Regions from separate parts of the Homo sapiens genome. Here region 1 is linked to region 2. A link is a contact called in ENCODE Hi-C data. All regions are on one chromosome and are shown on one strand. The core of a region is the stretch at or near the end of the contact, and the rest is flanking DNA. Distances in the headings are between cores, read along the strand shown. Region 1 has its middle 53 kb from the start of LINC01217. Region 2 holds the start of EMCN (endomucin).

What was found. A loop is a pair of places that touch in the nucleus more often than their neighbours do. Pooled maps may share reads with other maps.
Region 1: a loop to region 2 is called in a map of endothelial cell of umbilical vein, with 6 times the contacts of the local background. The contact joins the enhancer-like site here to the promoter of EMCN in region 2. A Hi-C loop is called at or near these places in 18 of 168 maps with a recorded cell type or tissue (A673, Caco-2, Right ventricle myocardium inferior and 7 more), 1 of 37 single-sample maps with no recorded cell type and 17 of 50 pooled maps.

What each region holds. Positions count from the first base shown.
Region 1 is chr4:100,737,206-100,740,334 of GRCh38, reverse strand. No RefSeq gene overlaps it. Among named protein-coding and RNA genes, the nearest start is that of LINC01217, 53 kb to the left of the region's middle. RefSeq lists an enhancer at 1,536-1,615. Within about 2 kb of position 1,459, at least 3 of the 41 ENCODE cell types and tissues checked have a DNase peak (open chromatin) inside an H3K27ac peak, as active enhancers do; they include endothelial cell of umbilical vein, where a contact is called at or near this core.
Region 2 is chr4:100,516,536-100,519,665 of GRCh38, reverse strand. It overlaps EMCN (endomucin), which reads left to right and starts at 1,644. Exons shown (of 12, transcript NM_016242.4): 1 at 1,644-1,815. The coding sequence starts at 1,752.

The DNA.
Region 1 (3,129 bases), core at 210-2,709, 220 kb before region 2:
TTTTTAATGCTAATTTAAAGGACATTAGTTGCTATGGGCAGAATGATTAAAATGCCAGTTTGAAGCAGGAAAATTAGAATGCAGCAGCAGTGGCAATCATAGATTATCAGTGGTTTTTGTATATATGCCAGGATTATAAGACATTCTGTCACCTGCCTATAGAAAAGCTTGACAAGTTCTGGAGGGTTATTTTGGTCTAAGACACATGATGGGTAAATCTTAATTGTCTTATCTTTTAACATGTGTTCATCCAAGTCTCCTCAGGGATGCAATAAAGTAGAGTTATATTTTAGAATGAGATGTATTTACCTGGCTTGATGCATTCATCACAAGTAGCAGAGGGTTGACACTAGCCTATCCTTCCAACCTTGTTTAACAACCACTTACTGAGTACCAAGCACTGTCCTAAGCATTTTACAAATACTAACTCAGGTAATTCTCATAACAAATCTATGAGTTTCATACCATGATCATCCCCATTTTTTTTTTCAGAAAGAAAACGGAAGCACAGAACGTTTAATTAATATGCTCAAGGTCACACAGGTTGTAGGTGGCAGGTCCTAGATTTGAACCCAAGCAATCTGGCTTCAGTGACTATACTGTTAACTAGATAAGAAATCCAACTCAGCAGATTATTATCAGCTAAAGACAGCCTCTCAGTTAACTTTAAATGCACTGTTATCAACATCCAAAGATTATCCTCAAAGATGTCATCCTTTCTGAGGAACTCCAGAACACAGACATAGTGAAATGTAAGGAGTTGAGGCTCACTTACTCTATATTTAAAGATCCTTAATGGATCAGAAGATTCTTGGGGATCAGCAAGGTGTCTCTAATGTTGCCAAACGATTAGCAAAAAAGCAAAGACATAAAGTTTCAAACAAAATTAATCTTTTAAATTCAATCACTCAAACATTTTTAAAAACATTTACAATAAACCAGGCACTAGTCTGGGTGCTGGATAGATGTGGATGAAAAAGACACCACCCCTGCTCACAAGGAGCTAAGAGTTTAGTGGGGTGGGGTGGGGGTGGGGGTGGGGCGGGGGAAATGTAGACAAAGGTAATTTTGTTATGGTATAGAAAGCTCAAGAATGGATATTATATCAAGTACTAAAAGAGGAAAGAGTAGGGATAGCTAACCCTTCTCCTGTAGTGAAGAATAATGTTCAGGGAAGGTTTTAAGGGAGGTGAGATTTGAACTGAGATGTAAGAATGAAGACTGAGAAGATTGCAGCATCCCCCAGCCTTGGCATTTTTGACAATTTGGACTGGATAATTTTTTGTTTGGAGGACTGGCCTGTACGTTGGAAGACGTTCGATGGAAGTCCTGGCCTCTACCCACTAGATGCCAGCAGTGTCTTTCCTCAGGTTATGACAATCAAAAAAGTCTTGAGGTATTGTCAGATGTCCCCTGGGAGACAAAATTGTCCAAAGTTGAGAACTACTGAGCTGGGAGAAAAGGTGGTGGGAGGTGGCTGGGACTAGTAGAAAGGGAAAGATGCCTGTCAGGGAGAGGACACACTGGGGATGAAGGCCTGGAGGTAAAAGAACTGGGTATGTATAAAGCTGTTGGGGCATAAGTGTGAGGTGCAATGTGGCCATGAATGGTTTCGATGATGATAGAGGAGGAAAAACTCACTGGTGACCTGGAGAGAACTCGTAGCAAGCACACACAGGCAGGAGATGGACTAAAGGTTACTCTGAATCATAAATTCAGCCAGGCTGCCTTATGGACTTATAAGGAACCAAAGCCAGCATCCACACCAGTTAGGTGGGGCACAAACAGACTGAGTGACTCATTCTGAGCAAAGGAGCTGCACTCTCCCCAAAGGCAGGTTGGAGGCTAGCTAAGTTCAGACAGTGGTTTTTTTTTTTTTTTTTTTTTTAAGGGAGACAGACATGGTCTAACATGAGGAGAGAGGATTGTGTTCACCCTAATCTTTTTGCTATGTAAAGCGTGAGACTGTGTGATAGGATATCTTCAGATCTGACAGCATAAGTGAATTCAGCAAGGCCCCACTGAGAACTAAAATCTTTGGTGAATGAGCTGCCCTATTTAAGTAGATTTTCCAAGATGATGAAAATCCTTAGTGCTTCAGTCCGCTCCCTTTAAACTTTAATCTTATTTTACTTTATATTGCTTTCTTAGCATAAATGAAACCTAATTGGACTTTTCCTTGATAATTTAATAGTAGTTACTATGATCATTAGGGTGGTGTCTCTGAAGGGTGATCTAATTTATTTTGCATCCTCGGGCAAATCAAATGGACCAACTATTGCAATTGTGTTTTGTAATTTTTTTGGTCTCATTTTTATAGCTAGATATCAGCTGTAGATTTTCACAACATTCTCATTTTGTTGTCTTCTGCCATAATTCAAAAACGTTGTTGGTAATCTTTTTCTTTTTTCCTGAGAAACATAATAACCAAGTTTGCTAGATTTAGGTCTAAAAACAGCTAATCTAAGCTCCAATAATGCCATAAACACTTATCTGATGTTTAATGTATGCCAGACAGTGTTCAAAATTGTAACACTCTCCTTAATACCAAAAGTACTTAAGTCTTAGTGCATCAGGTTTTACAACTATGTCAGTAGTCTTTTCCTTTTACTCTGAAGTTCTTTTATGTGTTCTGAGAAGTTAAGTGGCTAGAATTTTGATATTCAACTAAATGGGATTTTATATACTCATGATATAACACTTTTAGAAATTGCTAAACTCAGGAAGCAGGTGATACTTTTAGCAATCTGGAACTGTTCAACAGAGTAACAAGAAGCAAGGTGAGATTTTGTAAAAGAAAAACACATTAGGCTGAAGACTTTTGCACACATTCCATTCGGGACTCCCATCTTTTTGACCTCTTTAAAGCAGGAAGCTACTTAGGCTCCCTTATCAAACGACTGAAGCATGCACATTCACAAACATGGCTTCTTAGTTCAGGGAGGTCAAGAGATTCAGCAATTTGAAGAAAAAGGCAAATGCTCCAGGATGGATGTGTTCAAAAGACCTGGAAAGAAATTCTTGGAGGGTTGCCCTTTCTTCCTATGACACATCACAACTTCTGGTAGAAAATCAAGAAAGGAAACTGGGCAACCATGATGATTAGTCATAAGGAAGGAGACAACAGGC
Region 2 (3,130 bases), core at 395-2,894:
TTCTAAATTTTTTTTGGCTAGCATTTTAAGATGTTTCTTAGTTTTTGTTTTTCATCAACAGGCCCTTTGTCTTTTAAGTAGCCTTAATATTCTACTGTCAAGCATTCTTAGAATAGGTATCTAGTGTACTAAATGGAAATGCATAGCACTTAGTGCTGAGGAGTCCAAATGCCATGGAATCCCTGAAGAAATTATTGTGACCAGCATCAGTGGTGACTCTGAGTACTGACAACTTGAGTACAGAAGGAGCAGGAAGTGAGGCAATGTGAGGGTTCGACTGTGATTTCACATGGCCACACCCCAATTTATTTATGGAAAGTGCATGTGACATCTATTCACATATGTTCCTATCTTTATATTCTCCAGGATATGCCAAATAAAGTAACAACGCCAAAGGCAGTCTGTTTTAGAAAATCAATTAGAAGAGGGTAAAATGCAATCTTATGCACAAAATAGAAACTTAGCTCTTCTGACCCCTGGTATAACGTTGGATAAAACAAGCTAACGTTTTTAAGTGTTTTGAGCAGTTGACTCAGTCTAACTCGTTTTGTATGAAGTATTTTCCAGCATGGTGCAGCAGTGAAACTGTGTGCCCTTCTTGCAAACAGGTAAAGGTATAATTTTTGAACAGTTTTTGTTTTTTTGTTTGTTTGTTTTTTTTGTGGGGAAAATGAATCTACACCGATTCATTGACAATGTTGTCCAGTAAAGCCTCATGAGTAAAGGTACGTAAAAGGATGATCAGCTAAAATGAGACATGAAGCCTGTGGCTGAAGAAAAATATAATGTCATTGGCACACACGGGGCTTGTACCCAGGACTATGGCAGTGTTATCACCACGTTTTAATCAGTCACAACTGACATCAACGTGACCCCTGCTATATAGATTATCCAGCCTGGTTGGCATTCCAGTCTTAAAGAGTCAACCTCTCCCAGCTTCACTGATGTGTGATGGCATTTCACCCACTGCCATTCCAACCCTGTCCCCTAAAGAAGAGCATTCATGAGGTGTTATAAGTAATTGTTCCTTATTCATCATCAAAGTTCTTTAGTAAAAACCAGGAGTGACCAATAGACATTCACATGTCTTTGCTTAATTCTATTAAAAAAGACTGAAAAACTTCTCTGTACACCCTTTGGAAGTCTTTTTGCTTACTCAAGAGCAGAGCATAATCTATTTAATACAATTTTTCACTTATATCCAAAAGGTGGCCTTCTCTAATCTGGCTTTCAAGTTGGAAAGAGAAAAGTTAAGTTGATTCCTGATGGATTTTGCTCTAAAATTTAACCCTCGGGCAGTGAAAGCCTCTTTATCCCAACTGAGTAGCTGCTAAATGAGGCCCCTTTATAACCACTTCAGAATGCACTTTCAAAACAAAAGTTAGAAGGCCCTATGATCCATTCTCAAGAAGGATCTGTTTCTGTTCAAAACCAGTCCCGACCTTTCTGTTGAAGAAGAACAAAATAATGTAGTAACAAAAACACAAGTGGCTGCCAAAGGAAGAGAGAGAAAAAAAAAGAGTTCCTGTAAGGGACTGAAACAATAAATCTCCTCTCTGCTGAACTCCCAAAGGGAGTGTGTGTATTTCCTCCCGTTCTTTATCAGAGCCCCCAAAATAAGTAGGAATGGGCAGTGGCTATTCACATTCACTACACCTTTTCCATTTGCTAATAAGGCCCTGCCAGGCTGGGAGGGAATTGTCCCTGCCTGCTTCTGGAGAAAGAAGATATTGACACCATCTACGGGCACCATGGAACTGCTTCAAGTGACCATTCTTTTTCTTCTGCCCAGTATTTGCAGCAGTAACAGCACAGGTATTTTTGTCTCTTATTCCTCTGGTGGTACGGATTGGAAATCACTAGTAGGTGACTCAGCCTCAGTTTACTTTCAGGGATCTTCCCCTGACACTTAGATGCAGCAATTCCTTTGATGAGTTGAGTGTTTGGATGTTGACTTGGAGTGCGTGGAGAAGGCTTGAGAGAGACGGTATTTGTTTCTACTGAAGGGAAATGTTTGCGGGTACAGCAGCCTGAAAGCATGTTCGATGAAATCACAAAGTACTGGAAATATACAATGGCCTCTTTAGAGTATAAAAATCTGGGAATAGAATGCTGGTTAAAAATGTACTCTCTCTCAAAAATGTATTCTTTGCAGACATAGCTCAGAAATAATAAGATTGGCATGTGTGGGTGAAAGGCTGTAATCGGAGACATTATATTGCAGATGTTAGCCTGTATTTTTCCCAACTATTTTTCAGCTCTGATAAATTGAGGAGTTGAGTAAAGCTGCCTAGGGAAGTGAGTCCTAATATTTTGAGGTAGGGTGAATAGAGAGAGATTCATTTGATTACAGTCTATAGATTTTTGCTGAAGAAATATGCACATATCTAAACATATACATACATTTTGCATAACATTTCAGGAATTTATAAACATAAAAATCCTACCTATTGACTTCTGGTTAAGAAACTCAGATAAAAAATAGGTTTGTATCTTCATAAGCCTTGAGTATATCAATGGACAATTTCAAGAACGATTTACATTTGACTTTTAACCCTTCCTGAGTGATTGAAAATAAACTGTTAAATTTAATCAATATTTATTAGGTTCCTACCCTGTACTGCAAGGAATATAAAAACAAGTAAGACGTCCTTGCCCAAAGTGGTAGAAGTACTACTGGGAGAAATAAGCATGTGATTTTAATATAAAATAGATTTAATAAGTGTGAAAATTGAAGAACAAACTACCATAAAAGAACACAATTGGGAAAGACTGATTCAGACTCTGAGGGGTCTTGGGGGGAAAAAAACAAAAACATTCATTTCTAATTTTATTTTGCTCATTCTCAATTTAAAAGATTACTGCCTACAAAATCTTAATTTACAGTGATAATGTCGGAAGAAAATAAGTACATCCCTCCCTGAACAACATTTTATCAGTCATTTCTATGTAAATATCTATGTAAATTTAGTACAAATTCAAAAACACTTCAAATTCACGCACATTTGCTCATCATGCATCTTGGAGTTTCTGCGGTTAAGTTGCAGCTGGTATCAAGGCCAGAAAATTTCACTTAGAAGAGTTACTAGAATCTGATTTTTTAAAATAAAGAACATTTATGTGGTACCAC